Linked DNA regions of Homo sapiens: regions 1, 2 and 4 are each linked to region 3. The links are chromatin loops, found by intact Hi-C in ENCODE. Cell type or tissue: IMR-90. All regions are shown on one strand.

What was found. A loop is a pair of places that touch in the nucleus more often than their neighbours do. Peaks named below come from ENCODE experiments on the same cell type or tissue, not always from the same donor. Only the 100,000 strongest peaks of a DNase experiment are listed, where the experiment ranks them.
Region 1: it touches region 3 in a loop (17-fold over the local background); 9 of 110 quality-filtered maps call a loop at or near these places.
Region 2: a loop joins it to region 3, with 2.0 times the contacts of the local background. A loop is called at or near these places in 3 of 110 quality-filtered maps.
Region 4: it touches region 3 in a loop (29-fold over the local background); 2 of 110 quality-filtered maps call a loop at or near these places.

The regions. Positions count from the first base shown.
Region 1 is chrX:84,045,389-84,047,888 of GRCh38, reverse strand. No RefSeq gene overlaps it. Among named protein-coding and RNA genes, the nearest start is that of RPS6KA6, 140 kb to the left of the region's middle. RefSeq lists an enhancer at 940-1,506. In IMR-90, a CTCF peak has its summit at 1,309 (motif pointing left); no DNase peak of the experiment used is centred here; H3K27me3 peaks cover 207 bases.
Region 2 is chrX:84,501,438-84,503,937 of GRCh38, reverse strand. It overlaps HDX (highly divergent homeobox), which reads left to right and starts at 1,485. Exons shown (of 11, transcript NM_001177479.2): 1 at 1,485-1,596. RefSeq lists a silencer at 1,312-1,461. In IMR-90, no CTCF peak of the experiment used is centred here; DNase peaks (open chromatin) are centred at 1,427 and 2,047; H3K4me3 peaks cover 1,156 bases; H3K27ac peaks cover 806 bases.
Region 3 is chrX:84,185,426-84,187,925 of GRCh38, reverse strand. RPS6KA6 (ribosomal protein S6 kinase A6) reads left to right here. Exons shown (of 22, transcript NM_014496.5): 1 at 1-107. The coding sequence starts at 27. Among named protein-coding and RNA genes, the nearest start is that of RPS6KA6, 1.5 kb to the left of the region's middle. In IMR-90, a CTCF peak has its summit at 1,097 (motif pointing right); no DNase peak of the experiment used is centred here; H3K4me3 peaks cover 1,175 bases; H3K27ac peaks cover 535 bases.
Region 4 is chrX:83,915,466-83,917,965 of GRCh38, reverse strand. No RefSeq gene overlaps it. Among named protein-coding and RNA genes, the nearest start is that of CYLC1, 56 kb to the right of the region's middle. In IMR-90, a CTCF peak has its summit at 1,249 (motif pointing left); no DNase peak of the experiment used is centred here.

The DNA.
Region 1 (2,500 bases), 140 kb after region 3:
CCTGACATTGAGAAGGGGTGCTCACACTCAGTGCTCCACACTTTTGCCATGAAGTTTTATAATCATAATTACCGGAGAGCTTTTTGACTCCCACAGGCCTCCAGATAAACATGGGAAGCTGCCTGTAAGTTGCACATAGTAATTGTTTGAATTCACTTAGAGTCCTATAACTCTTAAGCCCTGAACAGCTGCTGCCCAGCACCACCCTGACAGTCCCATCTGCCTGTGTTCTGCCCTGGGGCTGCTGCTGACACTGCCACTGCTGTCACCAGTGGGCTTGGAGGGGAGTGGGGAGACCAGGCACCTTCACACACACACCAGGGACAGATACTGTCACCACTGCGGCCAGACAGAGGTGTGAGCAAGTCATGCCTCTGCACAGCTGCCTGCCTGTATAGCTCTGAGTGAGAGGGGTCTGCCTTCCCTGGTGGTGAGCCTGCAGTGCAGCTACTCTTCTCCTGCCTGAGCATTCTACTGGTATCTTGGCAACCAGTCCACCTGTCCCTATTACAATCAGCACGTGAAGAAAAGTCTACTAGTCCAGTCCCTGATCTAGTCCCTCTGGGACAGAACATACTATTTGGGGGCCTGGAGACTGAGGGATTGCCTAGACCACTTTATCACCACTGGCACCTGATCACTCCCCCAAACATCTGAGGTCAGACTGACCCAAACAGCCAACACCATCACAGCTGGCACCAACCCGCATGTGCCAAAATGTACAGCCTTTTTCTGTCTCTACACAAAGCAGCAGTGTTCCTGCATTGGAGAAAAGGTGACCCACAAAGATATTTGTATTATGCTTAGGAAAGAGGATTCTCCCTGAAGCCATTTCCATGAAGAACTGTGAGACAATCATTTTCTGTGGCTATTAGCTGCATTGTGGCCTAGAGATAGACTACAGTGTCTGACTGAATTAAGAGTCATGATTCCTGGGACAGAGGTAGGATAGAAAAACAGATCTTATCCCTTCTTCCCTTGGATGTTAAGCTGGTGCCCACCCTCCCACTGTGTGGAGACCTTGGTACATTTCAAAAAGAACTTCCACTGCCACCCCCATCAGGGTTGGTGCCTACGCTGCTTGTCATTGGCGTATTTGTGGGCAAGCATGGTAGTCCAGCTCTATCTTTGTCTCTCAAGCCCATCCTGAGGTGTGAGGGGACAAGAACTCAGGGCACCAGAGCATTCCACAGACCCGCCCAGCACCCATCACCTGAAACAACAGCGCACCTCCCAATAAACAAAGATCAAACACATACCCATCTGTTTCAGCTGCAGGTGGCGTTTACCATGGGCGCCACCTACTGGCCTACAAATTAAACTGCACAACCCAATACAAAACCTGCTGACACAAGCACACAGTACTAAGGAAAGAAAGAAGCTTTCTGAGACCTCCACAATCCTGGTACTTCAGAAGTCAGCGTGCCTGCTCATATGCCCAGTAAATCACTAGTACATGAAACATTTGAGAAAGCCACTCCACAACACCTATCTATAATGAGTGAAGCCAAATGACCATGCACAACAAACATTATAGTCACATATTCCAGGGAAATGAAAGTAAATTAAAAAATAAGAAGAGACAGCTTTTACAGTGAGAAGGAACCAGTGTAAGAACTCTGGCAGTATGAAAAAACATAGTGTTATGATCCCCACAAAGCATCACCACCTCTCTAGCAATAGATCTAATCAAAATGAGAATTCTGAAATAAGAGATAAAGAATTCAAAATATGGATTGGAAGGAAACTCAGTGAGATCCAAGAGAAAGTTAAAAACCAACACAAAGAAATCAGAATAACAATTCAGAATATGAAAGAAGACATAAATATTTTTAAATGAAAACAGAATTTATAGAAACAAAAAAATTTTGAAGAAATTATAAAACACATGTTAAAGCTTTAAAAATATGCTAGACTAAACAGATGAAGGAATTTCAGAGCTGGAAGACAGGTGTTTTGAATTAACCCAGTCAGATAAAAATAAAGAAAAACAATTTTTAAAAATGAACAAAGCATTTGTGAAATACGGGATTATGCAAAGTATCCAAAGTATGATTTACAGGTATTCCATAGGGAGAAAAAAATAAAAAGTATAAAAAACCTATTGAAGGAAATAATTCAAGAAAATTTCCCTGGTCTTGCCAGAGTTTTAGAATTCCAGATGCAAGAAGCTCAGAGAACACCTGAACTCCTGGAAGATATATTGCAAGAAGAACCTCATCAAGGTATATTGCCTTCATTCTACCCAAAATCAATGTGAAGGAAAAAAAAATCCAAAAGCAGCAAGAAAGAAGTGTCTAATCACCAATGAAGGAAGTCTTATCAGACTGACAGTGGATTTCTCAGCAAAAACCTAAAAGAAAAACAGAAGAGACTGGGTTTCTACTTCCAGCGTTCTAAAAGAAAAAATTTCAGCCAAGAATATTGTTTCAGCTAAACTAAGCTTTATAAATAAAAGAGAAATAAAACCTTTTCCACTTAAGCAAACACTAAAGGAGTT
Region 2 (2,500 bases), 320 kb before region 3:
ATTTTAAATAGGAAAACCTCTTTAAAGAGGTTGCATTTGAGCAAAGATTTCAATCAAGTGATGGAGTAAGTCATATAAAGATCAGACAGTACAACAGTACAGGGTCACTGCTGTGGACATGAGCTTGACTTGTTTGAGAAATAGAAGATTAATATATTTGTGAATTAGTGGCTGAGTGACAGGAGGTGAGGTCAGAAAGATGGCGGAGGCCAGATCATTTAGGGCTTTGAGGACATGGTAAGAAATCTGCATTTTATTGTATATGTGAAAGGAAACCATTGAACAATCTGAAGTTGAGCATAATCTGGCTTTTGTTTTAAAAAATCACCTAAACTCCTCTGTAGATAATTGACTATAGAGGATTGAGGTCACATGCTTTATGGCTTTTGGTGGCTTTTAATCAAATAAAAGTTATCTGCCTATTTTCAAAGGCTTTTATTATTAGCCAATTCCATCTACCACTAGTCCTCAGCATATGCCCTCTATTTGTCAAGCTGATTTCATCATGGGCTTCCTCACATCATATGAATTTATACGTCTCTACCTTTGCCTATCTTTCCCCTTTAAGACGGTGACTTCCATCTGCTCTTATCCACCATTCAAGAACCATCTCAAGTTTTAATTACATAAAATGCTTCCCTGACTTTTCACCTCACTGATGTCTCCAATAATTAAATAATGTAGCTCTTGTCTGTAGTTAATGACTGAGCACATGATCATGTACTTTATTTTATTGTTGTGAATATTTACTGTGTGCTAATCTTGTCTTCCAAACGATGTTGCAAGTTCTATGATAGCAGAGAATCAATGAATTCTATATCTCTCATGGCATCCAGCAAATCTGGGAAGTATATCAAGTGACTGTTAAATGATGTAACATGTGGCTTGACTTCTTTTCTGGAATGGTATAATGGTGATCACCCAAGAAGCTTCTGCCAGAATAGGAATTGAGGTTGGATGAATAAAAACCATAGTTTCTTTCCTCAGTCATCAGAGCCAACCAGTCACGTATAATAGTACACTTGCTTTTACTGTAAAATTCTAAAGGCTCGATGGACACCTTATTGATTTTAGTAAAACTGAATATTTACCTGTCAATCGAACACTGACCACAAAGGACTGTATTTCCTTATGCTATCATTTGATTTTGGCAGCATGTAACAATTTTGTTAAAACCCAATGTCAAGTTGGAAGGCCAGGCAGCACCTGCTCAAATGGCTGGCATGTAACTACTATAGTCACAGGGATGCTCGGTGTTCACAGCTATTCAGGAAGGTATAGAGAGCCCTGGCCGTAGATGTAGCTGATTTGTGTGAGGAAGAGGCAGTCCAGTTGCAGGCAGCCATCTCTCTTCCCCCCTCCCAACTCTTGGGTTCTGGGCTGAGGCCAGGGACTGTCCTGAGCTGATCGCAGGCTCCCATTGGCCGCTGTCTTTTGTGACGTCACGATCATGATGAGAATTGATGATCGGACACGCTGATTTCATTGTCTGAAGCGGCACTGGAGACCCAGGAAAAATCTCGCTGAATCCGCCTGCCCCAGCAGCGGCCTGATCTGGGTTCCGCTGATTCCTTTCGTAACCGCACCACACCCGAGGTAAGCACTCAACACTAAGTGGGTGAGAAGGGCGAAGGAGGGAGGGCAAAGCACCGGGATAATGCTTTTCCTAGTTTGGGGCGAGGTTGGGGGTGGGGGGGTCCATAGGTTCCGTGGCCTAAACAGGCAGACAAAAAACTGGTGCGGATCCTAGGGAGCCAAGTGCCTCTATCCTCCTAGCGAAGGCTGGCGGCTGAGTGAGATTAGAAACGAGCTGCGGATAGGGATACAATGGGGATTGCCAGAGAGCGAAGGACCTTGCTCGGAGAGAGAGCGATGTTTGGGACGCGCTTCTGGACGGGTAGTAGGAGGAAGTGGCGCCTCTGCCTCCGAAGAAAGGAGGGGATTGAATTCTACCACTTCTAGATTTCACTGGACAGTAGATTTCTCACAGCCCTACTCAAAGGCACTGAGAGCGTAGCGCCTGCGCATTAGCACCTTGGTGGGGGCGGGGTGGGTCACTGTGAGGAGAATAGGCGTGGAGTTTGCACAGGCGCTGTTTCGGTTTCACTGGAAGAGGTGGGGCTGAGCCATTTCTGTGCTGAATTTGGAAAGTAGAGACCCAGGGAACATCCCAGGCCTTGTGATGTTTCAAGCACCAGTTGATGGGGAGAGATCTGCCATTTAGTTTAAACTGGCCTACTGAGTAAATCCAGCTTCAAAATGAGCCTTATAAATTTGAGAAGGCACATTCTAAATTTCCAGATATTAGATGTTGAATAACGGAATGAACTCTAGAAGAATTTGTGAAATAGAAGTTTATCAGATAAGAAACTGTTTGGAAAAATAAACACTAATTATTCAAATGAATCTAACTTTTAATCTTAAAGGAGCTCTGATTTGAGGTGACAATGATTTTGAACCTTAAATTCTTTGGAAAGACTCAGAATGAAGTCCATTGTGG
Region 3 (2,500 bases):
CCTGTTTGAGTGCTCCTGAAGGGGAGATGCTACCATTCGCTCCTCAGGACGAGCCCTGGGACCGAGAAATGGAAGTGTTCAGCGGCGGCGGCGCGAGCAGCGGCGAGGTTAGTGTGGTGGCCAAGACGGGCTGGAGCCAACCCCCGCCTCCTTCCCCTCAAGACCTTGGCTGGGGACGGAGAGAGGAGAGGCGTAGGGCCGGGAAGCGGGCTCCCGGGCAAGCCCCCTTGATGCTGCCTCCACTGCCCTTTCGCTGGGGAGCGGGCGGGGATGAGACGGCGGGCTCGGGCTTGCGGAGTGAGTGCAGCCTGGGCCCGGGCTCGGCCTTGGGCGGAGCGCCTGCCTGGCGGGCCACGCCAGAGTTGTTGTGACTAAGTTTCTTCACTTTCCGACCCGAAGGGGAACTGGGGGACTGGCGGGGTGCTGTGCCTGACTCCGCGCGTCCCTTTTTCTCCGCCGCGCCTAGTTTGCTGGCTGGGAACATTTTGGGGGACAGCTGCGGACTCCAGCTCGCTGTTGAACCCCGGACGCTTTACGAACCCAGTGCAACAAACACACCAAGGTGACTAAGTAACTCTGGGGACATTTGCACATAGGCACGAGTGTTCCCTGGTAACAGCTTTCTCGTTTCTCTGTGGCTTGTTATGGTTCCTTGTAATGACCCATGTCGAGATACACTGGCGACCTATCTCCAGTCGCCAGGTTTCAGGTGATGTTCTACTGCTTCCTCTCAGGTCCCCTTGATTCTACTGCACTCTTGCTCCACCCCTTCTCCTTTCCACAACCGCTGTCCCTGCCCCGTTGGTCTGTAAAAGAAGACGCAAAGTAAACCCCAGCCCTTATAAATAAGTCGAATCTTTGGTAAGACTTAGCGAGGTTCAACCAAAATACTTTGGTTCACCTCTCTTCCCACTCTTCTTACTCTGAAACTGTTCTGGTTGGGCTTTGGTCAGCTGTGCAGTGAGAACTTAGATGTACACAGGTGCTTTGTTTTTATTGTTGTTATAAAAGCGGGCAGCATTTAAACACAAAAACGTGTCTTTTGTGATAGAAAGTTGGATCCTTTTCTGATAACTTAATCGACTGCGTACTACTCCAGTAGAGGCCACCATACACCTCCTAAAAATAGTTGGTGAAATTGATTCACAGTAGGATATTTTGAGGTAAGACTCTCAATCCTCGACATCTAAAGGGTGCAACTTTGTCTTCAAGTACTTGCTCCATTTAAAAAAAATACACATTTGGCTGTTGTATGATTACCTTGTTTTTTTTTCTTTAAATTTTTTTGTTATTTATCAACTAAACTGGGGTTAAGATTACATGCTAGAATAACATGTGGTAAGGAATATAGTGGAAATAAATTCAGAAGTACCCTAAATCTGAACCCTCTATACTTACAGGAAATATTTTACTAGTAAACCAAGCAATTCCAATATACGTTTTAATATTTTACATCTCGTAAGAACAAGATAAATGAATAGGCGTTCCTTTCTTGTTGAAATGTGGGAATGCTAACTGTTTGCACAATTGTCTAGCAAGTCTATTGAAGGGGAGAGGAACTTTGTTATATTCATGTATGTAACTTACTGAACTTATAGGCATTTAGTTTATAAAAACAGTTAAATGCTTTGATATAAGGATGGGATGGGAGGTGGGAATCCTTTTGCATGCCTACTATTTTATTATTTCTGTTAACTTTGAATGTAGTATGTTTTAAATTGTAATTACCACATATGGTTTTTTTATTGTTTGCAGTATGTTTTAGGTATTGTAGAGATTTAACAATGGGTCTCTCTACCTCAGCAATTTGGAAAAATACTCGAGTGGAAATTGTTAATCCCTATGAAGTAAAACGAAAGGTGAAGGTAATGTGGTGAAGATAGTATTTCTGCCTTCTTTCTCTAAAACAGTTATGATTGGTTAGATTTAACCCTGCAAGTTACTTAATAAAAAATATTATAGGTGAAAACTAAATGCTACATTTGAACAGACCCACTTAGTACTTAGAAGAGTTTGTTTGTTTTTAATTATATTCTTTTGATAAGAAGTAAACAAGTTTACTTTTGATAATTTATATTTTAATTACAAATTTGTTGATGTTGGCTTTAAAAATGCTAATTTTGAGTACAAGCTCTACAACCCTCAATTGTGATAATTTTAGGACTAAGAGTGTTTTTGTTGTAGAATATATATTTTTAAAATGTGCTAGAATCCTTAAAGAAAATGTAGGTAAGAATCTGTTAACTTTAATGTCAAAAGAAATAATTTCCGTCCATTTCTGTGTGTGTTGAATCTGGTAAGATTAAAGATTATAGACACTACCATATATTTTGGAGTCTTTTTGTATCTTTTACCTGTCTTGCTTGCATGGACAGTTGTTAACCTTTGAATTATCATTCAGAAGTGTGTAAATTGGTTGTTTGAGACTCTTAACATGTTTTCCCACAGGAAAAACTTATTAAGGGTACTTATATTTTTAGATCAGTACATAATAGCGAGG
Region 4 (2,500 bases), 270 kb after region 3:
TTTATGCAGCCAAAAAACACATGAAAAAATGCTCACCATCACTGGCCATCAGAGAAATGCAAATCAAAACCACAATGAGATACCATCTCACACCAGTTAGAATGGCGATCATTAAAAAGTCAGGAAACAACAGGTGCTGGAGAGGATGTGGAGAAATAGGAACACTTTTACACTGTTGGTGGGACTGTAAACTAGTTCAACCATTGTGGAAGTCAGTGTGGCGATTCCTCAGGGATCTAGAGCTAGAAATACCATTTGACCCAGCCATCCCATTACTGGGTATATACCCAAAGGACTATAAATCATGCTGCTATAAAGACACATGCACACGTATGTTTATTGTGGCTCTATTCACAATAGCAAAGACTTGGAACCAACCCAAATGTCCAACAATGATAGACTGGATTAAGAAAATGTGGCACATATACACCATGGAATACTATGCAGCCATAAAAACTGATGAGTTCATGTCCTTTGTAGGGACATGGATGAAATTGGAAATCATCATTCTCAGTAAACTATTGCAAGGACAAAAAACCAAACCCCGCATGTTCTCACTCATAGGTGGGAATTGAACAATGAGAACACATGGACACAGGAAGGGGAACATCACACTCTGGGGACTGTTGTGGGGTGGGGGGAGGGGGGAGGGATAGCATTAGGAGATATACCTAATGCTAAATGACGAGTTAATAGGTGCAGCACACCAGCATGACACATGTATACATATGTAACTAACCTGCACATTGTGCACATGTACCCTAAAACTTAAAGTATAATAATAATAAAATTAAAAAAATACAGCCTACATATAATGTATATTAACTCAAAAAAAATGTTTTCTTTTACCTTGTCAAGCATCTTTAACACAGTTATTTTACATCTATTGTGAGGTAGCTCATAGAGCTGCATTTCTTTAGGTAGGTTTCTTGAGTTTTATTTTGTTCCTTTCATTGATCCATGTTTTCCTGTTTTTTGTTTTTTGTTTTTTTTTTTTTTTTTTGTATACCTTATAATCTTTTGTTGAGATTTGGGCATTAGAAAACCACCATCTCTCCCAGTATTTAAAGTATAGCTTTGTACAGGGGACAACATTCGCTAATCAGCCTGTTAGAGGTTCTATGAACTCTCAAATATTTTCTGAAAATGTGTCATTTTTGGGCTTGTGCATGTGATTTTAACAGACTCAAATTTCCTGAACTGTCTGCCCTTGCTTCTTCTGGTGTAATCTCTTGCTCCCTCTGGTGTTTGCCTGAGGAGCTGCAGTCCTAACCTGCTGGGTGCGCAACTGTTTTCAATGACTCCCAAACTAGGTCTCCAATCTATTCAGTACTGTGTCAGGCAAAATAAAAAGCAATCACTCTAGTAATCCCTAGACAAACCAGAACATTGGATACATGGTCCACTCTTTTGTTTTCATCCTGAAAGATGGGCCCTAGTATGGGAGATTTCCTTCCAGTTGTAAAGTTTTCTACCCCTTTCACTAAAATTTCTTGTTAGTTTTGTGTCAACTTGTGTGCCTTAGCTTTTCAGCTGTTTTCTAGAATTCTCAAAAAGGTATTCTTGTCTACATTTAGTTGTTATCCTGGTGCCTCTGTGGGGGGAATAAAGACCTGGAGCTACTTAGTCTGTCATCTTGCTGATCAGGCAACTGTTTTTGACAAAGGTGCAAAGGAACCTCAGATGAATACCTTTTTTACATACAAATAGTGATTCTGGAATATTTGTATGAAAAATATAAACCTTGACCGTCACCTTATAGCATATACAAAAATTAACTTGAAATAAATCATAGTTATAAATGTAAACTTAAACCATAAAACTTCTAAAATATAACAGAAAAAGTTTTTCTTATCTTGAATTATGCAAAGGATTTTCATATATGACACCAATAGCATTATCTGTTAGAAGATACAATGACAAATTGGGCATTATCAAAATTAAAAATGACTTCTCTTTGAAAGACATTGTTGATAGAATAAAAAGAGAAGCCATATATGGAGATAAAGTGTTTGCAAACTCATGGATTATAAAGGATCTGCATCCAGAATATGAAAATCAAGTTCTCAGAGCTCAATAATGACAAAACAAATAACCCAGTATAAATGAATCAAATAATTAAATAGATACTTCAATAAAGAGGAGATGCAGATGAAAAATAAGCAATTAAAACAAAGATAAATAGCTGGAACTTAACTGATTTAAAAAGCTTTTGCACAGCAAAAGGAACAGTCAGCAGAGTAAAGAGACAACCTACAGAGTGAGAGAAACTCTTCACAATCTATACATCTGACAAAGGACAAATATCCAGAATCTACAACAAACCCAAACAAATTAGCAAAGAAAAAAACAATACCATCAAAATGTGGGCTAAGGATATGAATAGACAATTCTCTAAAGAAGATACACAAATGGCCAACAAACATGAAAAAATGCTCAACCTCACTAATGATCAGAGAAATGCAAATCAAAACCACAAGGCGATACCACCTCACTCTTG